Linked DNA regions of Homo sapiens: regions 2, 3, 4, 5 and 6 are each linked to region 1. The links are chromatin loops, found by intact Hi-C in ENCODE. Cell type or tissue: heart right ventricle. All regions are shown on one strand. Region 1 has its middle 12 kb from the start of CYB5R3. Region 2 has its middle 60 kb from the start of A4GALT. Region 3 holds the start of A4GALT (alpha 1,4-galactosyltransferase (P1PK blood group)). Region 4 has its middle 31 kb from the start of A4GALT. Region 5 overlaps ARFGAP3 (ARF GTPase activating protein 3). Region 6 has its middle 66 kb from the start of ARFGAP3.

The links. Peaks named below come from ENCODE experiments on the same cell type or tissue, not always from the same donor. Only the 100,000 strongest peaks of a DNase experiment are listed, where the experiment ranks them.
Region 2: a loop joins it to region 1, with 2.9 times the contacts of the local background. A loop is called at or near these places in 28 of 110 quality-filtered maps.
Region 3: it touches region 1 in a loop (2.3-fold over the local background); 30 of 110 quality-filtered maps call a loop at or near these places.
Region 4: a loop joins it to region 1, with 3.0 times the contacts of the local background. A loop is called at or near these places in 9 of 110 quality-filtered maps.
Region 5: a loop joins it to region 1, with 6 times the contacts of the local background. A loop is called at or near these places in 54 of 110 quality-filtered maps.
Region 6: it touches region 1 in a loop (2.2-fold over the local background); 21 of 110 quality-filtered maps call a loop at or near these places.

What each region holds. Positions count from the first base shown.
Region 1 is chr22:42,659,876-42,663,875 of GRCh38, forward strand. No RefSeq gene overlaps it. Among named protein-coding and RNA genes, the nearest start is that of CYB5R3, 12 kb to the left of the region's middle. RefSeq lists silencers at 2,232-2,371, 2,502-2,551, 2,592-2,871. In heart right ventricle, CTCF peaks have their summits at 2,258 (motif pointing right) and 2,469; a DNase peak (open chromatin) is centred at 2,276; H3K4me3 peaks cover 1,079 bases; H3K27ac peaks cover 981 bases.
Region 2 is chr22:42,778,443-42,782,442 of GRCh38, forward strand. No RefSeq gene overlaps it. Among named protein-coding and RNA genes, the nearest start is that of A4GALT, 60 kb to the left of the region's middle. RefSeq lists a silencer at 1,735-1,784. In heart right ventricle, a CTCF peak has its summit at 1,806 (motif pointing right); a DNase peak (open chromatin) is centred at 1,899; H3K27ac peaks cover 431 bases.
Region 3 is chr22:42,717,386-42,721,385 of GRCh38, forward strand. A4GALT (alpha 1,4-galactosyltransferase (P1PK blood group)) reads right to left here and starts at 3,485. Exons shown (of 3, transcript NM_017436.7): 1 at 3,412-3,485. RefSeq lists silencers at 2,925-3,054, 3,135-3,364, 3,395-3,584. In heart right ventricle, a CTCF peak has its summit at 1,985; no DNase peak of the experiment used is centred here; H3K4me3 peaks cover 3,059 bases; H3K27ac peaks cover 4,000 bases.
Region 4 is chr22:42,750,097-42,754,096 of GRCh38, forward strand. No RefSeq gene overlaps it. Among named protein-coding and RNA genes, the nearest start is that of A4GALT, 31 kb to the left of the region's middle. In heart right ventricle, no CTCF peak of the experiment used is centred here; a DNase peak (open chromatin) is centred at 1,945; H3K27ac peaks cover 2,856 bases.
Region 5 is chr22:42,818,862-42,822,861 of GRCh38, forward strand. ARFGAP3 (ARF GTPase activating protein 3) reads right to left here. Exons shown (of 16, transcript NM_014570.5): 9 at 3,409-3,548. Among named protein-coding and RNA genes, the nearest start is that of ARFGAP3, 36 kb to the right of the region's middle. In heart right ventricle, a CTCF peak has its summit at 1,513; no DNase peak of the experiment used is centred here; H3K27ac peaks cover 1,048 bases.
Region 6 is chr22:42,789,733-42,793,732 of GRCh38, forward strand. It overlaps the pseudogene ADAMTS7P5. Among named protein-coding and RNA genes, the nearest start is that of ARFGAP3, 66 kb to the right of the region's middle. In heart right ventricle, no CTCF peak of the experiment used is centred here; DNase peaks (open chromatin) are centred at 1,109, 1,388, 2,119 and 3,369; H3K27ac peaks cover 2,832 bases.

The DNA.
Region 1 (4,000 bases):
ACTCTTTATGAGAATCTAATGCCTGATGATCTGTCACTGTCTCCCATCACCCCCAAATGGGACCGTCTAGTTGCAGGAAAACAAGCTCAGGGCTCCCACTGATTCTACATGATGGTGAGTTGTATAATTATTTCATTATATATTACAATGTAATAATAATGGAAATAAAGTGCAAATAAATGTCATGTGCTTGAATCATCCTGAAACCACCCCCTCAGCCCCCCATCCGTGGAAACGTTGTCTTCTGCAAAACTGGTCCCTGGTGCCACAAAGGCTGGGGACCACTGCTATAAAACTAACCCACACAACACCCCTGGGGAGCAGCCCGTTCCTTTTCCTTTCTCAGTGCTGGCTTCCTTGTGCACAAGCTAAAATAAACTTTCTTTTTGCTGCTATGTCTGGTGATCTCTCTTGATTTCTATCCTGGAAGATTACAAGAACCCAGTGTGCTGGTAACACTTCTGACTGTCCAGCTGTAAGTTGGAGTTCCCAAGACCCGCCACTTACGTTTGATTAATTTGGTAGCATGGCTCACAGAACTCAGAGAAACACTAACATTTACAGGTTTATCATAAAGGATATTCAGGGGCCGGGTGTGATGGCTCACGCCTGTAATCCCAGCACTCTGGGAGGCTGAGGCAGGTGGATTGCTTGAGCTCAGGAGTTCAAGTCCAGCCTGGGCAACATGACAAAGCTCCATCTCTACTGAAAATACAAAAAATTAGCTGGGCATAGTGGTGTGTACCTGTAGTCCCAGCTACTTGAGAGGCTGAGACGGGAGGACCACTTGAGCCTGGGAGGTGGAGGTTGCAGTGATCCAAGATCCTGCCACTGCACTCCAGCCTGGGTGACAGACTGAGACCCCATCTCAAAAAAATAAAATAAAATAAAATAAAGGATATTCAGAAGGATACAGAAGAACAACCAGATGGAAGAGATCCATAGGGCAAGGGAAGGGGAAGTGTGTGGCACCTCCATGCCCTCTCCAGGCACACTACCCTCCAGGCACCAGCAAGTGTTCAGCTGTCCAGAAGCTCTCCCAACCCCGTCCATTATTTCTTTCTTTTTCTTTTCTTTTCTTTTCTTTTTTTCTTTTTTAAGACGGAGTCTTGCTCTTGTCGCCCAGTCTGGAGTGCAATGGCATGATTTTGGCTCACTGCAACCTCTGCCTCTTGGGTTCAAGTGATTCACCTGCCTTGCCTCCCGAGTAGCTGGGATTACAGGTGCCCGCCACCATGGTCAGCTAATTTTTGTATTTTTAGTAGAGACGGGGGTTTCATCATGTTGGCCAGGCTGGTCTTGAACTCCTGACCTCATGTGATCCACCCGCCTTGGCATCCCAAAGTGCTGGGATTACAGGCATGAGCCACCGCGCCCGGCCTATTTATTTCTATATATATTTATTATATTTAATAATATATATTATTATTTATATACATATTTTTAATTTTATTTTTTTGGCTGGGTGGGGTGGTACACGCCTGTAATCCCAGCACTTTGGGAGGCCGAGGCGGGTGTATCCCCTGAGGTCAGGAGTTCGAGACCAGCCTGACCAACATAGTGAAACCCCATCTCTACTAAAAATACAAAATTAGCTGGATGTGGTGGTGCACGCCTGTAATCCCAGCTACTCAGGAGGCTGAGGCAGGTGAATTGCTTGAACCCGGGAGGCAGAGGTTGTAGTGAGCAGAGATCGCGCCATTGCACTCCAGCCTGGGCAACAAGAGTGAAGCTCCGTTTCAAAAAAAAATTATTTATTTTTAAAAATTGAATTAACTTGGCTGGGTGTGGTGGCTCACCCCTGTAATCCCAGCACTTTGGGAGGCCGAGGGGGGAGGATCACCTGAGGTCAGGAGTCCGAGACCAGCCTGGCCAACATGGTGAAATCCCTGTCTCTACTAAAAATGCAAAAATTAGCCTGGAGTGGTGGCGCATGCCTGTAATCCCAGATTGCTTGAACCCGGGAGGCGGAGGCTGCAGTGAGCGGAGATCACGCCACTGCACTCCACCCTGGGCGACAGAGCCAGACTCTGTCTCAAAAAAAAAAAAAAAAAAAAAAAAAAAAAAGGAGAGTTGTATTATTATTTGTAGATGAAGAAAACTGGTTCTGTCCAACCAATGCAGAATAGATCTCAATGGATCTTTGAGCGTCCAGAAATAGACCTAAGTGTAAAAGGGGGCATTTGCAGTTGAGTAGGATGGGCTGGGTACTGTCGCCAGGTCTGTAGTCCCAGCAATTTGGGTGCGCTTGATGTCAGGTTCCGGCCTCCAGGGGGCGCGCCCGAGCCAGGAAAAGGCTCCCGGCGCCCGGGGCGCGGGTCCAGCCGGCTCCATCCGAAATCTCCACTCCCACCGGCTTCGGCTGGGGGTTCTGCCGCTGCTCTGCTCCAGCCGAGCCCCAAATCCTGCCTCCTCTACCCCTTCCTCGGACCCAGCCCGTGCCCACCTTGGGTCCCGGCAGCCTGGGAGGGGTGCGCCTCTTGGGGCTCATCCCCCACAACCTCCACGCTCTGGAGGTGTTCAGGTTCCTTCGAGTCCGTGTCCCCGAGCCCCGCGCCGCTACGGGGAGCCCTGCAGACGCCTCGGTGGGGAAGAGAGGCCGCTGTCCCGGGATAGGTGCTGCCCCTTGGGCTGCGGGGCTCCGCGGAGAGCGGCCGAGAGAGCGGGAGCCCGGGCCGGGCGGGCCGGGGTGGACGGTCGTGGGGGCTGCCGGGGAGGCCCGGGAGCGGGAGGAGGTGACGGTCGGAGACGGGTGATTCTTGTGAGGGCACGCGGAGCCGGGGCGGGATGGGGGCCCTACCTTGTCCAGGCGCCCTCTGGATCCGGGTCTGCCTCGAGGCGGCGGAAGCCCCACGGGGCGCTGGGCGGCGCCCTCCCCTGCCTTGCCCTCGTGGGGTTACTCCCCGCAGAGCTCCCAGCTGGCCCCCCAGGACTCGTGGGGGTGAGGGGAGGGGGATGTGAAGCTCCCGAATGGAGGCCGAGAGGGCAGCGGGGCAGGGGATGCTCAGGAGTTCAAGTCCAGCCTGGGCAACATGGCAGGGCCCATCCCAGGGTGTCCAGGGCAAAAACAGTTCCCGCTCATGGGCTCAGAGAGGTCACGCCTGCCCCTGCCGAGGACAGAGCCTGTCACAAAGAAAACGGCACGCTCTGGAAGTTTCTTCCATCCCTTTCCACCTCCTCCTTCAAAACAGAGTCTGCGTCCTTTTGGCCGGGCTCGGTGGCTCACGCCTGTAATCCCAGCACTTTGGGAGGCTGGGGCAGGCAGATCACGAGGTCAAGAGATCGAGACCATCCTGGCCAACATGGTGAAACCCTGGCTCTACTAAAACTACAAAAATTAACTGGGCGTGGTGGCGCATGCCTGTAGTCCCAGCTACTTGGGAGGCTGAGGCAGGAGAATCGCTTGAACCCTGAAGGCGGAGGTTGCAGTCGACAGAGATCATGCCACTGCACTTCAGCCAGGTGACAGAGCGAGACTCTGAGACTCCGTCTCAAAAAACAAAACAAAACAAAACAAAACAAAAGAAAGACAGGAGCTCCTCCCCTTCTATAATTACAAACTTTTAACAGTTTTCCCTCAGGTTATCATTTTTATTTCATGAGAAAGTTCTGGCTAATGAGAACCCAAAACCCAAAGGAGGTGTTGATTTCAGGCACAGTGCCAGGTGCCTCTAATCCAGCCAGGAGCTAGGGGCTGCTCTGGGAGCTGCTGGGTGAGGAAGGGGTGTTGGGGGTCTACGCGTTTAAATCCCTATTAATGCCAGGCGCAGTGGCTCATGCCTGTAATCCCAGCACTCTGGGAGGCCAAGGTGGGCGGATTACCTGAGGTCAGGAGTTCGAGACCAGCCTGGCCAACATGGTGAAACCCCATCTCTACTAAAAATACAAAAATTAGCTGGGCTTGGTGGCACATGCTTGTAATCCCAGCTTTCAGGAGGAAGAGGCAGGAGAATCGCTTGAGCTCAGGAGGCGGAGGTTGCAGTGAGCTGAGATTGTGCCA
Region 2 (4,000 bases), 120 kb after region 1:
GTGGCTCATACCTGTAATCCCAGCACTTTGGGAGGCCGAGGCGGGCGGATCACCTGTGGTCAGGGGTTCGAGACCAGCCTGGCCAGCATGGTAAAACCCCGCCTGTACTAAAAATATAGAAAATTAGCTGGGGGTGGTGGTACACGCCTGTAGTCCCAGCTACTCAGGAAGCTGCGGCAGGAGAATCACTTGAATCTGGGAAGCAGAGTCGGCAGTGAGCTGAGATCATGCCATTGGATTCCAGCCTGGGCAACAGAGCAAGACTCGTATAAAAAAAAAATACAGTATACATATATATCCTTACCTAAATAAATAATTTTTTTTTTTTTGAGATGGACTTTTCGCTCTTTTTGCCCAGGCTGGAGTGCAATGGCGCGATCTCAGCTCGCCACAACCTCTGCCTGCTGGGTTCAAGCAATTCTCCTGCCTCAGTCTCCTGCCTCAGTCTCCCAAGTATCTGGGATTACAGGCGCCTGCCACCACGCTCGGCTAATTTTTGTATTTTTTGTATTTTTTTTTTTTTTTGAGACAGTCTTGCTCTGTCGCCCAGGCTGGAGTGCAGTGGCACGATCTCCGCTCACTGCAAGCTGCGCCTCCTGGGTTCACGCCATTCTCCTGCCTCAGCCTCCCGAGTAGCTGGGACTACAGGCGCCCGCCACCACGCCTGGCTAATTTTTTTGTATTTTTAGTAGAGACGGGGTTTCACCGTGTTAGCCAGGATGGTCTCGATCTCCTGACCTTGTGATCCGCCCGTCTCGGCCTCCCAAAGTGCTGGGATTACAGGCGTGAGCCACCGCGCCTGGCAATTTTTGTATTTTTAGTAGAGACAAGGTTTTACCATGTTGGTCAGGCTGGTCTCGAACTCCGGACCTCAGGTGATCCGCCTGCCTCAGCCTCCTAAAGTGCTGGGATTACAGGCGTGAGCCACTGCACCTGGCCTAAATAAATACATTTTAAAAATGGAATCAGAAGCAAGCCTCTAAATCTCTCTTTTTTTTTTTTGAGACAGAATTTTGCTCTTGTTGCTCATGCTGGAGTGCAATGGCGTGATTTCAGCTCACCGCAACCTGTTTCCCGGGTTCAAGCGATTCTCCTGCCTCAGCCTCCCAAGTAGCTGGGATTACAGGCATGCGCCACAACACCCAGCTAATTTTGTATTTTTAGTAGAGACGGGTTTCTCCATGTTGGTCAGGCTGACCTCGAACTCCCGACCTCATCTGATCCGCCCGCCTTGGCCTCCCAAAGTGCTGGGATTACAAGCGTGAGCCACCATGCCCAGCAATAAGCCTCTAAATCTTACTATCAGTTTATCAGAAATACTATTCTGTATTCATTAAAATGAGAAAACTTAGTGAGTCTGAACTTAGCAAGCTTAGTGACAAGGTAGAATACTGTAAACTGCCAGGCACGGTCGCTCACACCTGTAATCCCAGCACTTTGGGAGGCCGAGGCAGGAGGATCACCTGAGGTCAGGAGTTTGAAACCAGCCTGGCCAATGTGGTGAAACCCCATCTCTACTAAAAATACAAAAATTAGCTGGGCATGGTGGTGGGTGCCTGTAATCCCAGCTACTTGGGAGGCTGAGGCAGGAGAATCGCTTGAACCTGGGAGGCGGAGGTTGCAGTGAGCCGAGATCACGCCACTGCACTCTAGCCTGGGCGACAAGAGTGAAATTGCATCTCAAAAATCAAAACAAAACAAAAAAACACACAAAAACAAAAACATTGGCAACTCTCACACCCTGCTGATAGGAATGCAAATTGTCCTATGCAGTTTGAATTTGACAGTACATACAAAATGGGAAAAAATCATCCCCTTGCCACTAGATGGCGCTTACTGGCTTTCAAGTACTTTATCGCATGTATTGTCTTCTGTTACATTGCTGCCTTCCTGTTTTTACTTCTCAAGGATGGCTGGAGGAAGGGGCTGGGCACTAGGGATTAGAGCCTCACAAGAATGCTGTAATCTGGATCCCAACAGCCATATCTGCTGTGGAACCATGTTGCCCCAGGGGACACATCTCTGAGCGTTGCTGTCTTCCCTAGCCACTTACATTATTCAGTTCCTTAGCAATATCTATCTCTGATACTGTGTTAAGGGTCTTTTTCTGAAGAATACACATTTTAATAAGTCTAATTTTTAATTATTTCACATAATATCTGTGCTATTTAACTTTTCTCTTTTTTATTATTATATTTATTTTTTTAATTTATTTTTTGAGACAAAGTCTAGCTCTGTTGCCCAGGCTGGAGTGCAGTGGCGCAATCTTGGCTCACTGCAACCTCTGCCTCCTGGGTTCAAGCGATTCTCCTGCCTCAGCCTCCCAAGTAGCTGGGATTACAGGCATGCGCTACTAAGCCTGGCTAATTTTGTATTTTTAGTAGACACGGTTTCTTCACGTTGGTGAGGCTGGTCTCGAACTCCCGACCTCAGGTGATCCACCTGCCTCAGCCTCCCAAAGTGCTGGGATTACATGCGTGAGCCACCACACCTGGCCTACTGAAGCATTCTATTCAAAATATTCCTATTCTGTTTCAAAAATATTAATTGCCCATCCCTGGGGTAATATCACACTTCCTGCTCCACAGAAATCAGGTTTGGAGACATAATTTGTTTTAGCCAATAGTATATGGGCAGAAGTTATGTTTGTCACTTCCAAGCAGAAGCTTCAAGAGCCAGAATGTGACTTGCTGTGGGGTTTTTGGTTTGTTTTTCTTTTTCCCTGCTATGAGATCAGTCATGTTCTAGAGGCTGTTTCATCAGCTTGGGTCCCAACGTGAAAATATTGGCCATCTACAGTGGACCTGAATGAGAAGTAAACCTTTATCTCCGTAAGCTGCTGAGATGTTGGAGTCATTTGTTCCTGCAGCATAATGTATCGTATCCTGACCGATATACTGGCCATTTCTTATTTTTTATTTTTTTTGTGACAGAGTCTCGCTCTGTCGCCCAGGCTGGAGTGCAGTGGTACGATCTCGGCTCACTGCAAGCTCCGCCTCCCGGGTTCACGCCTCTCTCTCCTGCCTCAGCCTCCCGGAGTAGCTGGGACTACAGATGCCCGCCACCATGCCCGGCTAATTTTTTTGTATTTTTAGTAGAGATGGGGTTTCACCATGTTAGCCAGGATGGTCTCGATCTCCCGACCTCGTGATCCGCCCACCTCGGCCTCCCAAAGTGCTGGGATTACAGGCGTGAGCCACTGCGCCCGGCTCTGGCCATTTCTTAAACATCCTTTCAGACCAGTCATGACCTCTGTGAGGTTCTGCACATGCATGGCTGCCTAATAGTTAATGATACAAGTAAACATTTTGTCTGGGTGATATGGATTGGATCTGAATCCCCACCCAAGTCTCATGATCTGTTGTAATCCCCAGTGTTCCAGGTAGGGCTCGGGGGAAGGCCATTGGATCATGGGGCAGAGTTCTCGTGAATGGATTAGTACCATCTCTCTTGGTACTGGATAGTGAGATCTCACGAGATCTGGCTGTTTAAAAGTGGATAACACCTCCTGTCTCTCTCTCTCAGTCCTGCGCTTGCCATGGAAGACTCATGCTCCCACTTGCCTTCTGCCTTCTGCTTTGAAGCTCCTTGAGGCCTCCCCAGAAGCAGAAGCCACTATGCTTTGTGTACAGCCTGCAGAACCATGAGCCAATTAAAGCTCTTTTCCTTATAAATTACCCAGTCTCAGGTATTTCTTTATAGCAGTTCAACAAGTGACGAATACATTGGGGAAAGCTCCATTGCATGCCCCCCCACTTTTTTTTTTTTGAGACTGAGTTTCACTGTTGCCCAGGCTGGAGTGCAATGGTGTGATCTTGGCTCACTGCAACCTCCATCTCCTGGGTTCAAGCAATTTTCCTGCCTCAGCCTCCTGAGTAGCTGGGATTACAGGCACCCGCCACCACGCCTGGCTAATTTTTGTATTTTTAGAGGAGATGGGGTTTCACCATGTTGGTCAGGCTGGTCTCGAACTCCCGACCTCAGGTGATCCACCTAACTC
Region 3 (4,000 bases), 58 kb after region 1:
CCCTCCCAGGGAGGAAGCACCAAAGACTGGGGCCCTCCCCTCCGCTGACTTCCAACTCCCTCTGGGGAAGATCAAAGCCAATTCATCAAGTGTCCCCCAAGCCCCTCCCTCTTGCCTCCTGTCCTCACCAGCCCGGGAGGATCCTTGGGAGCAGCACTGCATCCTCCCACCTCCTCAGTCCTCGGAGACCTCAGCCTATCAACCTGTCCCTCCTTCTCCTGGGCCTGAGGGAGCTGAGCTCTCTCTTCTAGCTTTCCCATCAGCTCATAAATGCAGCCAAGTCTCCCTCATCAGAAAGCACACACACAGATAAAGTAAAACAAAAAACTTGCTGCTCCTCTCTATCTCTCTGTCTCACAGACATACACCCACACACACACCCACGCACGCACAAACACACCCACAAATAAGAGCCAAATGATAAACTGGGGAAAGATCCTTGGCACACAAAGACCAGACAAGGGGTAAAACCTTACTGATGAGCTCAAACCAATCAATAAGCAACACACAAAGAACCTGGCTTCTCGTACTCTGACCCAGGAGTTTCATTTCTAGGAAATACGAAGAAATATCTAGCTGGGTCCAGATACAGCCATTCTAGAAGTTCATACGCACTGATTACCAGGTTAATTCCTTCCCAGGAAAGATGTGGCCATGTATAAATGTATGCAGAAATTCAATGTAACATTATCAAAAAGAGCCAAATATATTTTTAAAAAGTCAAGAGATCCAATAACTCAACATGACATAGCAAAATGCAAGCATTGAAAAATATAAAAAATGTCTGCGATGAGGAATGCTCGTGAAATTATACTAATGGAAAAATATTTTATATAGACAAGATATGCAAATACAGAAAAACGTGTTATTTTATTATTTATTTATTTATTTTTGGAGACGGAGTCTCGCTCTGTTGCTCAGGCTGGAGTGCAGTGGCGCCATCTCGGCTCACTGCACTCTCTGCCTCCCAGGTTCAAATGATTCTCCTGCCTCAGCCTCCTGAGTAGCTGGGATTGCAGGCACGTGCCACCACGCCCAGTTAATTTATTGTATTTTTAGTGGAGATGGGGGGTTTCACCAAGTTGGCCAGGCTGGTCTCGAACTCCTGACTTCAAGTGATCCACCCGCCTCAGCCTCCCAAAGTGCTGGGATTACAGGCGTGAGCCACCTCGCCCGGCTGGAAAAACGTGTTTTTAAAGGTCTGGCAAAAAAAAAGGCAAATGTTAACAATAGTTGTCTTCAAGTATGCAAACAGGAATTGTTTTTCCTACTTCTTTCGGTTAATTCATTCAAACAATATTCAGGAAGCACCTGCTAGGTGCCAGGCCTGGCACTAGGCTCTGGGATCTGGACAAGGGTCCTTCCCTCCAGGAGCTTCCAATCTGGAGGGAAGCATGCGGTGAGCCAATGAAAATGCAGGGTGATCAACAGGAGTTTGTGAGCACGCCTAGCAGGTCCCCAAAGAAGGAGGCAGCTGGGGAGAGTGAGAGGAGGTGCACTTCAGAACTCAGATGGCTGGCTTGGTGGTGGAGGCCGTCCACCTGCCACCACCTTCCGGGACCTGCATCCCCAGCTGAACTGCATCCTTGGAGGTCTGAACCCAGTGGCCCCGTGGCCAGGTGGGCTTGGGAGTTGCTAGCTGGGGCTGATGTGGTAGTTCACAACCTCCTGGTGTTCCACACAAACCACCTGGAGATTCTGCCAATCCTGCTCCACACTGGGGTCCCAGGGCCCATCACACGAACTGGAAATTAATGGACCCATTAACCTAGCAGCTAGAGGGCTTCAATTAGTACAAGGAAACAAAACATATTTTGTAGATGGCTGTCCATTTTGGAGTTTATCCTCTAATACTGAGCTGTCCTAGCAGACAAGAAACGACAGGCACCCAAGGCATTAGAAAAATGTTTGAGAGAAAAACTAATGACAACATTGGGTGTAGTGGTGTGTGCCTGCAGTCTCAGCCACTAGGGAAGCTGGGGTGGGAGGATCGCTTGAGCCTAGCAGTTTGAGACTACAGTGAGCTGCCACAGCATTCCAGCCTGGGTGACAGAGGGAGACCCTAAAAAACAAACAAACAGAAAACTAATGACAGAGAGGATTCCATCTCTCCTCTTCCTTTCTTTTCCTTTCTATTTTGTTTTCCTTTGTATTCCTTTGATTTGGGGACCCTCTTTTGGGGGGTTGCAGCTATGGAAACACAGTGTAGCAGGGTTTCGGGTCCTGGAGAAGGTTTGAGGCTGGAAGAGGGCTGTGGGAAATCTTGAGGGAGGCCTGGCTCCATCCGCACTCTGCTATGGGACCCTGGGCAGGGTGGCTCCCTCATTCTTTGGGAGGAGGTGACAAAGGGGAAGTCTTTGGGCAGCTGGTGGCGGGAACGGGAAGGCCAGACCTGGCCTGAGACCCACCAGGTGCTCGGGGTTATTTGCTGAGTGCAGGGTACGTGACCCCAAGGGGCCTTCGCGGAACAATCACTCGACGTTGGCGGAGGGGAGGAAGCCGCAGAGAGGGTGTCGTGAGGGAAAGGTGGGTGCAGGGGAAATGGCGCTTTAACCCACTCAGGGCCAGAGGCTCAGCCGAGACTATCCAGGTGGGAACTTGTCCCTCCGGATGACAGGTGATGAAACTGAGGGAAGGGGACTCGCCCTGGCAGTGAAACGGGATGGGCGCTGGGACCAGGTGCCCCGGCAGATCCTCTCCCAAGCCCAGTTCCGCTCCCGCTCAGTCCTCAACCTTCCCCAGCTGGAGAGGAGGGAGGGGCGCCTGCGGATCCGAGGCGAGCGCGGAGGCCGGGCGACTCCAACCGGCTCGCCCCGTGCCCAGCTCGTACCCAGGCCGTTTCCCGCACGGGGAGGGCCCTTCCCGCTTCTGGGCAGGTCCAAATCCTCACCCTCCCTAAGGCCGGCGCCGACGCTGCCAGCCCGGCAGAGCCCCCTCCTGCCGGCCGCTCTCCATCCCCGTCCCCGGTCGCATCCGCTCCGGGGCGAGCACCGCCCGACGCCCAGGCTTCCCCCGGACGGAGGAGCGCGACTCACCCACGGTGGCCGGGCAGAGCCTGCCTCGAACCCGGCTTCTCCCCGACGCCCTCTCTCCAGCCCCGGGACCCAACCGGGTGGGGCTGCCCTCGAGGGCTCCGGAGCCAGGCGCGTCCTGCCCGCGAGGGCCGGGGCTCCGGGTCCCGCCGCCGCGCTCCACTTCGGGGCGCAGTTGGGGTGGAGGCGGTGGCCGGGACCGCCGCGCGGGGTTCGTGCGCGCACAAATGTCGCCTCCAGAACAGGTGGCCCGGGCTAGGGCGGCGGCCCAGCCCCTCCGCCCCTGCCCCTGCCTTCCCGAGGCGCCTCCTCCCCACTGCGAGCCGCAGGATCCCCCTGGAGCCCCCGTCCCCCGCAACATCGGCGCGGCCCCTCGTACCTCTAGCTCCAGCGGCGGCGGGCGGCGGACAGCGGGGCCCCGGCGGGCGGGCGGCGCGGCGGCCGGAGGGCAGTGCCTGGGGCCCGGCGGGAGGCAGCACCGCCCCTCCGGCCCGGGGCGGGGTCAGGCCGCCCCGCCCCGCCCGTCCCGACCTACCCTGCGGGTCCCGGTCCCCAGAGCCCTTGCGGGGTCCCCGCGACCCCGCCCGCGCGCCCTCGCTGCTCCCCGGGGCGGGTGCGGACAGTCCCCAGTCCGCCGGCCAACAGGTAGGGAGCGCTCCCCGGCCTCCGCGCCGCCAGTATTACGGGTTACCATCCCGTTTTCCCCATTGAACTGATGAGAAAACTGAGGTTCAGAGGGTTGAGTACCTCGATATTCTGCAGTGGAGAAGGGACGCTGTCACCCCTGGGACCCGGGTCGGCCTGATCCCACCGCCTCCTGCCGGGACCGTGCTAAGGGCATTGCCTGCATCACCCCAGTGTTTGCGGAATTCCAGTTATTTGCTGTATCCTTAACGCCGCCCCGTCCTTTCTCTACTCCTCCTCCTCACTCTCACCTCGCCCCATCTTCACACATATTGCTATTGGTA
Region 4 (4,000 bases), 90 kb after region 1:
GGCCTTCCGCAGTGTTTGTGTCCCTGGGTACTTGAGATTAGGGAGTGGTGATGACTCCTAACGAGCATGCTGCCTTCAAGCATCTGTTTAACAAAGCACATCTTGCACCGCCCTTAATCCATTTAACTCTGAGTGGACACAGCACATGTTTCAGAGAGCACAGGGTCGGGGGTAAGGTCACAGATCAACAGGATCCCAAGGCAGAAGAATTTTTCTTAGTACAGAACAAAATGAAAAGTCTCCCATGTCTACCTCCCTCTACACAGACACGGCAACCATCCGATTCCTCAATCTTTTCCCCACCTTTCCCCCCGCTCCATTCCACAAAGCCGCCATTGTCATCCTGGCCCGCTCTCAATGAGCTGTTGGGCACACCTCCCAGACGGGGTGGTGGCCGGGCAGAGGGGCTCCTCACCTCCCAGCAGGGGCGGCCGGGCAGAGGCGCCCCTCACCTCCCAGACGGGGCGGCTGGCCGGGCGGGGGGCTGACCCCCCCACCTCCCTCCCGGACGGGGCGGCTGCCGGGCGGAGGGGCTCCTCACTTCTCAGACGGGGCGGCCGGGCAGAGACGCTCCTCACTTCCTAGATGTGACGGCGGCCGGGAAGAGGCGCTCCTCACTTCCTAGATGGGATGGCGGCTGGGCAGAGACGCTCCTCACTTTCCAGACTGGGCAGCCAGGCAGAGGGGCTCCTCACATCCCAGACGATGGGCGGCCAGGCAGAGACGCTCCTCACTTCCCAGACGGGGTGGCGGCCGGGCAGAGGCTGCAATCTCGGCACTTTGGGAGGCCAAGGCAGGCGGCTGGGAGGTGGAGGTTGTAGCGAGCCGAGATCACGCCACTGTACTCCAGCCTGGGCGCCACTGAGCACTGAGTGAACCAGACTCCGTCTGCAAACCCGGCACCTCGGGAGGCCGAGGCTGGCAGATCACTCGCGGTTAGGAGCTGGAGACCAGCCCGGCCAACACAGCGAAACCCCGTCTCCACCAAAAAAATACGAAAACCAGTCAGGCGTGGTGGCGCGCGCCTGCAATTGCAGGCACTCCGCAGGCTGAGGCAGGAGAATCAGGCAGGGAGGTTGCAGTGAGCCGAGATGGCAGCAGTATAGTCCAGCTTCGGCTCGGCATGAGAGGGAGACCGTGGAAAGAGAGGGAGAGGGAGACCATGGGGAGAGGGAGACCATGAGGAGAGGGAGAGGGACAGGGACAGGGACAGGGAGAGGGAGAGCTACTCCCTGTGTTTGATTCCCCTCCAAGAGCCCTAATTTTCATCTTTTAATAGAAACGGGGTTTCACCATGTTGGCCAGGCTGGTCTCGAACTCCTGAACTCAGGTGATCTGCCCGCCTAGGCCTCCCAAAGTGCTGGGATTACAGGCGCATGACACCATGCCCAGCTAATTTTTGTATTTTTAGTAGAGTCAGTTTCACCATGTTGGCCAGGCTGGTCTCGAACCCCTGACCTCAAGTGATCCACCCGCCTCGGCTTCCCAAAGTGCTGGGATTACAGGCGTGAGCCACCGTGCCCGGCTACGCCCTGCTGATTTTTGTATTTTTAACAGAGATGGGGTTTCACCATGTTGGCCGTGCTGGTCTTGAACTCCTGACCTTGTGATCCGCCTGCCTCTGCCTCCCAAAGTGCTGGTATTACAGGCATGAGCCACCGCGCCTGGCCACGCCTGGCTAATTTCTTTTGTAATTTTAGTAGAGACATGGTTTCACCATGTTGGTCAGGCTGGTCTTGAACTCCTGACCTCAAGTGATCTGCCCGCCTTGGCCTCCCAAAGTGCTGGGATTACAAGCATGAACTACTGTGCCTGGCCCCAAGCCCTTCTTCTTAACCCCAGTGGACTGGGACCCGAAGAAGGCCTCCACGCCCCACGTTTCCTGTTAGGAAACTGTGAGACTTCGTATCTGCCCATGGAACACCCCCACCCCAGATGCTGAAACACAGTGCAAGGCCAGGTGACGAGGGGTGGGGGCCTGTCCCAGCCGTGTCCTCAGATGGCCCTGAAACCTAGCCAGTCTGTGGGAGACCTCAGGGTGGGGGGCCGCCCTGCAGGGCCGCTGCCCCGGGATTGCCTCTGACTTCCTTTCACGCCCCTGTTCAAGCTGCCTTGACCTGTTATTTGAAATAAAGCAAAACAATCTGGAGCTAGGACGAGTTCCCAAATCAACTTACAAGTGGTTCCCCCAGGAAAGCAGGACAAAGGACCGTGCTGCGCAGGGTGGGGTCAGCCTTTTGGGAGCTGAGAGAGGACTTAGAATTATCCCTTGAGTCATGGACACAGGTGACAGGCATCCCCCACAGCTCTCGGATAGCACTAACAGGCCACATCTGTGCCTGGGTGCCCATGGGGAGCAGAAGGAGGGGCGGAAAGGCCAGGGCCAGGCTGGAAGGGGAAGTGAGGAGAGGGGTGGACGCCGTGAAGGCTCCCCCAACCCCGTGGTCCTCCTCCTTGACATTTCCCAAGCCCCCTCCCTGCTGTCCAGCTGGGGGGGTCAGCTAAGGCAAGTCCCCAGGAAGTGACCTGGGCAGATCCTCTGCCGGACTCCAAAGGCTGGCTCTGGAAAGGGAGCTTCCTGGCATGCGAGGGACCCATGGGAAAGAGGTATTGGGGAGAGGGCACCCCGGATCAGCTCAGCCACCTCGTTCAGTGGCAGCACCTGTCCCGAGAGGCAGACGAGGCTGTGGACTCCAACAGGCCTGGTTAGCATCTTTCAGCTGCTCATTCTTTGTGAGACTGTGGGCTGTTCAGAGCCTCAGTTTCCTCGTCTGTAAACTAGGAAGAGTAATCATCCTTCCCTCCCAGGCTTGGGGTGACACACTGGTTACTGGGGGCTGTGCAGGGAGGGGGTCTCTCCCAATCCCCCTCCAGCTGTGAGGGCTGTGGTTCTGGGAACCTGCAGCCTCCTCCTGTCACCCTCCCAGGACCCAGGACAAGCTGTCTGTGTCCACTGAGCTTCGGCCTTAACCAAATTACTCCAGTTCTGGCAAAGTCCCTCTGCAAACGCACAAGACCAGCAGATTAAAAATCAGCCACAGCCCCATGACGCATGGCTCGGGGGTTCTGGACTGAAGGGGATTTTTCAGGTTTTTTTTTTCTTTACATTTTTTTTTTTTTTAAAGACGGGATCTCATTCTGTCTCACAGACTGGAGTGCAGTGGTGCGATCTCAGCTCACTGCAACCTCTGCTTCCCGGGTTCAAGTGATTCTCCTGCCTCAGCCTCCCCAGCAGCTAGGATTACAGGCACATGGCACCGTGCCCAGCTAATTTTTTGTATTTTTAGTAGAGACAAGGTTTCACCATGTTGACCAGACTGGTCTCGAAATCCTGACCTCAAGTGATCCACCCACCTTGGCCACCCAAAGCGCTGGGATTGCAGGCATGAGCCACCGCGCCTGGCCTTTCTTTACATTTTTTTTGAGACAGGGTCTCCCTCTGTTGCCCTGGCTAGAGTGCAGTGTTGCAATCATGGCTCACTGCAGCCTCAACCTCCCAGGCTCAGGTGATCTTCCTGCCTCAGCCTTCCAAGTAGCTGGGACTACAGGCACATGCCACCATGCCTGGCTAATTTTTTTGATTTTTTGTGGAGATGAGGTCTTACTATGTTACTCAGGCTGGTCTTGAACTCCCGGGCTCAAGCGATCTGCCCACCTTGGCCTCCCAAAGTGCTGGGATTACAGGCGTGAGCCACCGTGCCTGGCCTAAAAATAAATATATAAATAGAATGACTAATTCTGAACGGGACACAGAATCTGCCAGTGCCTTGACTTTTGGACTTTCCGGCCTCTAGGACTTTGAGAATGAAGTGTCTGTTGTTTAGAAGCCTCCTGGTCCTGGGGTATTTGTCACACCTGCCCAGATGGGCTAAGACGGGACCCTTCTGGGTGTTCGGGTAAAAGCTGGCCTCAGAAGCTGGTGATGTTTCCTCAGGAGGCTGCCCATGGTGTGGTCCTGGCGACGCACCAGCAGCACGTCACCCTCTTGACCCGGGCGTGT
Region 5 (4,000 bases), 160 kb after region 1:
GAGTGCAGTGGTGCAATCTTGGCTCACTGCAACCTCCACCCACGAGGTTCAAGCAATTCTCCTGCCTCAGCCTCCCGAGTAGCTGGGATTACAGGCACCTGCCACCATATCCAGCTAATTTTTCTATTTTTAGTAGAGACGAGGTTTCACCATGTTGGCCAGGCTGGTCTCGAACTCCTGACCTCAGGCGATCTGCCTGCCTCTGCCTCAAAGAGTCCTGGGATTACAGGCATGAGCCACCGCGCCCGGTGCAGAATTTCTTATTAGGAAAAAGTAATCTTGCTTTTGCTGTTTCTTTTCTTTAATGAGTCAAGCAAGATTTCTTTGGTTTTCACATGGCAGTTTGTTTTCCTTACTCTTCCTACAGAACAGGTTATGGCTATTTTATTCCTTAACAAATAAATACTACTTTTTCTTTTGGAGGAAAACAATAGCTCTGTTTAAAATCATGAATACATATAATTACAGCAACAGATTCTTCTGGAGAAGATGCATGGGGATGAAAAGGTTCTATTAGAAAGATAAGAGATGGAAAAGTTTTCCTTCCTAGGTAATCTGACATGGACTGGGTCACTCACTAAAAGCATGCACTTTGATGCTTACGAGAACATCTCTCTGGAAGCACCAACAGTTAAGAAGTCAGAACACCGCGTTTCTCAGAACTTCAGGAGTGCTTACGGGTACTGGCTCAAGGGAGGACTGCAGGACACAGATCAAACAAGCGGAGCAGCTCAAGGCAGCTCTGCCTCTTCCTTCCTTCCTACCAAGTGGGCACACAGAGAGCCTCTGAGGACGGGCTGGGAAACTGCTAGAAGGAGACCAGGATGCTGCATGGGCTGTTTAGTTTCACACTCTGACAGTACAAGAACAACACTGTTCTGACAGTTTACTGAGCCGAAATAACTTTATTTACAGCCATTAAACAAACTAACTTGCAACATAACACTCATGTATTAAGGATAAAACACCTGTACTTTCTACGGGTTTGAGTGGCAGTGGTGGTCATTAAGGCACAGTGGTGTGGTTGTTCTGAACAAGGCCATGAAAGTTGCCAAACTGGCTTCTCAAATCAAATTCATAAATCTTCCGATCTGCATCTTTGTTTTTGTGATGTATTAAACACTCCTAATGAAAGATACAAGTGAAGTCTGGTTGTTGCTTCCTGTTTTCAGGAAGATTAGCATGTTAATATTAGAAGTAACAACCAGACTTCACTCCATCCAGCTTACCTGCAGCTTCTCCATCCAGCTTACTTGCAGGAAGGAAGCTGATCAGGGCCCGATTTTACACACGCTCTGGGAAAACCTCAAGCATGAGTAATCTGGACAGAGCCTACTCCCAAATACCAAGAGAAGCCATCGAAACACTCAAATCTAACCTTTCCCTTTGCCAGGGTCAAAAACTTAGCTTAGTAAGAGAAATTAAAGTCTGTGACAAGTCAACGTAAATTTTTGTACACAAAGCATTTCAAACCATATTCGACCTAAATACAGTTCAGTGCTGCCCCCTATGTTCTGTGAATTAAATGACAAGGAGAAACAACTATCAACTTCAAATTATTTGGGTTTACCTTATAAACTCCATCTTAGCGAACCGTCAGTATGAACAGTAAGACAGTACGAAAAGTAGTTGCATTTACTGAGCACCTACTATGTGCCAGGTACTGTTTGATGCACTTCAATGAGCATTTAAGCTATTAAACTAATCCTTAAAACCACCTCATAAAATAGGTGTTATTTTCTTCATCATACAGTCTATAGTAACTCAAGCTAAAACAGATAAAATACACATGAAAGTAAGAGAAAACACCATTAAAAAACACACACATAAAAAATAGGGATCCAGGTTACTTTTCCTTTCTGTGTAGCATGCACCCTCCGCCCTTCTCTCCTGATCTTTGGTACAGTCACGGTTTCCAGAAGGCCATCTTTCTCTTCTGATTTCAACACAAATGAAAACCTCTCAAGAGCCTTACAAAAGTCTACGGAAAACCGATCTCTTCACTGGCCTCCTGGCTTCCAGTCTCCTCCCCTCTTCCTGGCCTGGGTATCACTACCGAACTCATTCTCCCGAGACGCCCCTTCATGACAGCACTGCTGAAGGAGCTGTTTCTCTTGGGTAAGTGGACAACCACAGCCTGACTTTAAGGTGCTCCACATTATCGTTCCAACTCCTCCACTTCAGGCAGGCCCCCGACACACACGATCATTCCACCTTCTTCATTCTCTGAAACTCTTCCTTCTCCCTCTCCAAGATCCAGGCTCAGAACCTCTGGAGACACGACCAGAGCCATAGTCTTCCATCATGTATTTAGAATTTAGTCACAGAGTCCAACAGGGCTTCAGATTATAAATACTTTTTTCATTATGCAGATATAATTCACATACCGTAAAACTCACCCTGTTAAAGTGCATGATTCAGTGGTTTCAGCACATTCACAAAGCTGTGCCATCATCACCACTAACTCCAGAACACTTTCAGCAGTCCAAAAAGCAGGCCTGGACCATTAGCAGCCACTCTCCATTCTCTCCTCACCCCAGGCCCTGGCAACCAGTAAGTTGCTTTCTGTCTCTACGGATTTGCCTATTCTGGACATTGCATATAGACAGAATCATATCATGTGATCTTTTATGACTGGCTTCTTTCTTAGCATAAACTTTTCAAGGTTTATCCATGTTGTGGCCAATATCAGGACTACATTCCTTTTTGTGGCTGAGTAATAGTCCATTGTATGGACATACCACATTTTCTTTCTCATTTATCAGTTGGTAGACATTTAGCTTATTTCTACTTTTTGGCTATTAGGATTAACGCCACTATGAACATTCATGCACGAGTTTGTGTGTGGTTGCACAGATGTAAGTTTTAATTTCTCTTGAGTATATACTTAGGAGTAGATTTGCTGGGTCACATGGAAACTTTACATTTAACTTTCTGAAGGACTGCCAAACTGTTTTTCACAACAGTGGCACCATTTCACATTGCCATCAGCAATGTACAAGGGTTCAAATTTCTCCACATCCTAGCCAACACCTGTTACTGATTTTTTTATTATAGCTTCCCTAGAGAGTACACAGTGGTATCTTATTGTGGCCTTGATTTGCATTTCCCCAACTCTAATAATGTGAAGCATGTTTCATGTGTAAACACCTCCATGCATCTCTGTCTTTCCCTTCTCACTGATGTCACTCCAGTCTTGCCCTTACAGCCTCAGCAGAGTGTTGCTGCCCCCATCGTCTCTTTCCCTTCCAATCCACATGCCAATGCAATATCAGTTTTCATAAAACTGAATTTTGCAGTACCCTCCCTTCCCCCCCCACACAAAAATACATGGCATTTGGAAAGCAAAATCTTGAGTTAATAGTTTTATTCCCTGAAAATGTATTAATATAATGAAATTAAACTTACATTGATTCTTCTTTAGATACCACCTTGGCCAGGTCTTCCTGCTCCTTCATTTTATCCGCAGCTTGAGCTTGTTTTTCAATTTCATTAAAGCATGTGTTTGCCAGTTTCTGAGCTCCCAAACTTCCTTTTTTGGCCCCAAGCTAGAACATATATAAGACTATAGTCTACACGAGCTGTTTGAAAGCTTCTGTGACTACAGCTAACATTTCCTAAGGGTTAGGACCTGCCAGGCACTGTGACAAGCACTCTACATTTGTTCTGTGGCTTAGTCCTCAGAACTCTGTGAAGTTAGTATTATTCCAGGAGTCCCTCAGCATGGGGGAATTGGTTTCACGACCCTGTGGATAACAAAATCTGCGATGATCAAGTCCCTTACGTAAAAGGGCGTAGTATCTGCATTTAACCCACGTGTAGCCTCCAGTATACTTTCAATCATCTCTAGATTACTTATTATGCCTAAATAATGTAAATGCTATGAAAATAGTTACTAATTCTGTGTTTTTATTTGTATTGTTTTTACTGTTGTATTCTTACTTTTTATTTTTTTTTACTTTTTTTGAGACAGGCTCTCATGCTGTTGACCAAGCTGGAG
Region 6 (4,000 bases), 130 kb after region 1:
GCACTTTGGGAAGCCGAGATGGGTGGATCACAAGGTCAGGAGATCGAGACCATTCTGGCCAAGATGGTGAAACCCTGTCTCTACTAAAAATACAAAAATTAGCCTGGCGTGGCAGTGCGCGCCTGTAATCCCAGATATTCAGGAGGCCAAGGCAGGAGAATCACTTGAACCTGGGAGGTGGAGGTTGCAGTGAGGCAAGATTGTGCCACTGCACTCCAGCCTGGGTGACAGCGAGACTCTCTCTCAAAAAAAAATCTGAGGCCTGATTACAGGCACAGTGGCTCATGCCTGTAATCCCAGCACTTTGGGAGGCTGAGGTGGGCGGATTGCCTGAGCTCAGGAGTTCAAGACCAGCCTGGCCAACCATCTCTACTAAAATACAAAAAATTTGCCAGGTGTGGTGGCATGCACCTGTAATCCCAACTACTCAGGAGGCTGAGACAGGAAAATCGCTTGATCCCAGGAGGCGGAGGTTGCAGTGAGCCGAGATCACCCCATTGCATTCCAGCCTGGGTGATAAGAGCGAGACTCTGTCTCAAAGAAAATAAAAAGAATCCCAGCTCCTCTACTTGTTGGCCCTATGACTTCACTGTGTCTGTTTCTCCATCTATAAAAATAGAAGGGAGAAAAGGTACCTACCCGGGCCGGGCACGGTGGCTCATGCCTGTAATCCCAGCACTTTGGGAGGCCGAGGCAGGCGGATCACAAGGTCAGTAGATCGATACCATCCTGGCTAACACGGTGAAACCCTGTCTCTACCAAAAATACAAAACATTAGCCGGGCATGGTGGTGGGTGCCTGTAGTCCCAGCTACTCGGGAGGCTGAGGCAGGAGAATGGCATGAACCTGGGAGGTGGAGCTTGCAATGAGCTGAGATCGGGCCACTGCACTCCAGCCTGGGCAACACAGCGAGACTCCATCTCAAAAAAAAAAAAAAAAAAAAAACAAAAAAAAACCCAACCAATCAAAAAACAAAAGGTACCTACCTGGTAGGTTTTGGTAATTCTAGAGTTAATCTGTGTGGTGTGGTGGCCAGGAGGCTCAGTGCACATTCAATAAACATCAGTGGCCATCATGATTCACCCACAGCTGCAAGTCATCCCCGCGACTGGGAAGTCCTCAGAACTCAGAGTCCCTGTCCCTGGCAAAATTTCCCTGTCCTAGGTTCTCCTCTGTCAAGAGACTGCTTTTCCTATAGCGCGAATAGATGGTCATGGATTATTCCACAAATGACTCTCTACTGAAGGTGTTCAGCCTGGCTTGCCCTTTCAGGAAGCAGGTTGAGGTTTCTCCAGAAAGTTGCCCAGAAGTAGTGTCTCTCCAGCTGTTGCGACGACAGCTGGCTGAACGTGCCCTAACCCAGCCCTGACTCTTGCTTCTTTTGAGCCTGTGCAGCAGCCGTGTTCATTACCAAGTGCTGCCGGCAGAGCCTGGTGGTGGAACGCCAAAGTGTGTGTTTCAGTAAATGCTCGTCACGTGCCTGCGTTAGTCTATGCACGCTACATTTTCGTAGCCCTCAGTTATTTCATTAATAGGCCTGAACTAGTTCTATAATATTGGGGAGTGAAGAATGAATGATCCTATTTCTTTTTTCTCAGTTTGTCTATCTCATTTTTCACTATATCCTGTGCCTAGAATAGTGCTTGGCACGGGTAGATGCTTAGTAGGTATATTTTATTTTATTTTTATTTTTGAGACAGAGTCTTGCTCTGTCACCCAGGCTGGAGTGCAGTGGCACGATCTCGGCTCACTGCAACCTCCGCCTCCTGGGTTCAAGCGATTCTCCTCCCTCAGCCTCTTGGGTAAGTGGGACTACAGGCGCCCACCACCACGCCTGGCTAATTTTTGTAGAGAGAGTTTTGCCATGTTGGCCAGGCTGAGCTGGAGCAATGCTCCTCTCACCTCATGGAGCCTCCACCTACCACAGCTGTCAGTTTCCCCTAATCCTAGGAACCCCCGCCCCAAGGGAAACAGGACAGACAGCGCCCGTGTCCCACTCTGCTCATTTTCAGATGAGGAAACAGTCACCAAGGTCCCGTGCAAACTCGCCGCCCACCCAACAGCCCACATCACTTGCCTTGCTCCAGCTTCCCGCTCGCCAGCTGGTGTTCCTGGCAGCCAGCAGGTCCGCGGGGGCCCCGTCTCAGCCAGGCTGGGGGCCGGGGGCTGGGCCTCAGGAACTCTGCTGCTGCTGTTGGGGCTGCCCCAAGCTAGCGTGGACAGAAGCCCAGAGCTCAGGGGCACCTCAGGGCTGAGGGGCTCAGGCTGGCCCTTGGGTCTCGGGCTCAGGGCAGTCACCCAGGGTGTGTGCCTGCAGCCAATCAGGGTTGTGGGGAGGAAGGTCCCCGGCACTGCCACAGTCTGCAGGTCCCATGAGCCTGGTCCTGGGGTTGGGAAGGTGGGAGTCTCTGGCTCCAGGAGGCTGTCCCTGCCCTTAATCTCCGGCAGAGTGCCTACGGGAGGAGGGGGAGGAGCCGCCCCCACAGTGGGCCACAGCTAACTGTCCACAGGCCCCAGGCCGCCATCCTGAGCTGGCTCCCAGGCTACAGTCCTTCCTGTCCACAGCTCCACCATGTCAGGACCAGGACAGGAGTGGGTGCTGTCGACAGGGAACAAAGGGGGCAGCGTGGGGCTGAGTCTCTGGGGCAGGTAGGGTGCTCCGTGACCCACGGGTTCCTCATTGTCCTTGGAAACCTCATTGGTCCTGTCCCACCATGGAGGGGGCAGCTGGTTCTGGCTGTCCTAGTCGACTAGGAAGTCATTTTGGCTCCCAGGGGTGGCAGGCGTCTGCGTGCCATCAATAGAAACCCTGGGCCAGGGCGGGCTGGAGAGCTCAAGGTCTGGAGCCTCTATGGGGGTGTCTTCCTCACGCAGGAAATTGACCAGAGTGTTCCCAGGAGTCTGCTCTGAAGGTGGGGGTGGGGAGTGGCTGGCCTGGCTGGGCCAAGGGCTAGTGGGCCAGGGTCTCAGTACCCCCTCCTCCTTGGCTGCAGGAGGCCCTGTGGCAGGCATGGGGCTGCCGGTGGAAGGTGCAGCAGGACGGCTGTGCAGTGGGGGCGTCCGATCCCCTGTCCCTGCCAGGTCTAGGTCAGGCCCCTCTAAGGGCCCATAGCACAGATCCTCGTGGAGATGAATGAAATTGTAGTCGTAGTGGAAGTCATCTACAAACACGCGCCCCAGTGGGCCCAGCTCTGGGGCCTCCTCCTCAATGGCATTGCCATGCTGGCTGGCGCAGGTGAAGGGCTTGGGGCCAGGAGGCGTGAGATGAAGTCAGCCTCGCTGAAGAGCTCGTGGCTGAGGAGCCGCTGCCTGAGCCTTCAGGGCCCAGTGTGTCCAGGATTCGCCAACAGGGTGGTAGAGAGCAGGTGACTGTGCTGGCTGGCTGCTGGGCCTTGTCACAGGGACACTGGTGTCATCGGTGCAGAGGACACTTCGGTGCTGAGTGCCCTCCCTGCATGTCACTGAGCACTGCAGGGAAGCCAGGGGAGGGGCTCAGGCTGGGAGGCAGGCTGCCAGGGGACGCTGGGGCAAGGCTGGGTAACCTGTCCACTGCCCGATGTCAGAGTGGCAGAGACCCCAGCCAGCCCTCTTTGGCCGTGCCCAGCTCAAGGCCATGGCTGTGGCCACAGCTTGCCAGGGGCTTCCTGATCCCTGAGGCTCTGGAGTCAGGGTCTGGACCCTGGAATCCCCCAGGCTCCCTCCCACCTGTGGTACCAGGCAATAAGGGCTCCCGGAAGGCCGTCTACCTCCCTGCAGCCCAAGACCAAGGGGGGAGCTGGAGGCAGGCCCCTTCCCATCCCGAGACCAGTTCCCCGCAGCCCAGGTGGACAGACGGGGCACATGGTGGTTGCAAGGGGTTCCAGCAGGGGACTGGGGATGGTGTTCACAGGCGGGCGGCTCCAGGGGTCTCTGCTCATCCAGCCCCACACTGGGATGCAGAGCACTGCCCAGCGGGAGAGGCCCCCAGGCCCCTGCCCACCACCATGCGAGGGCACACAGG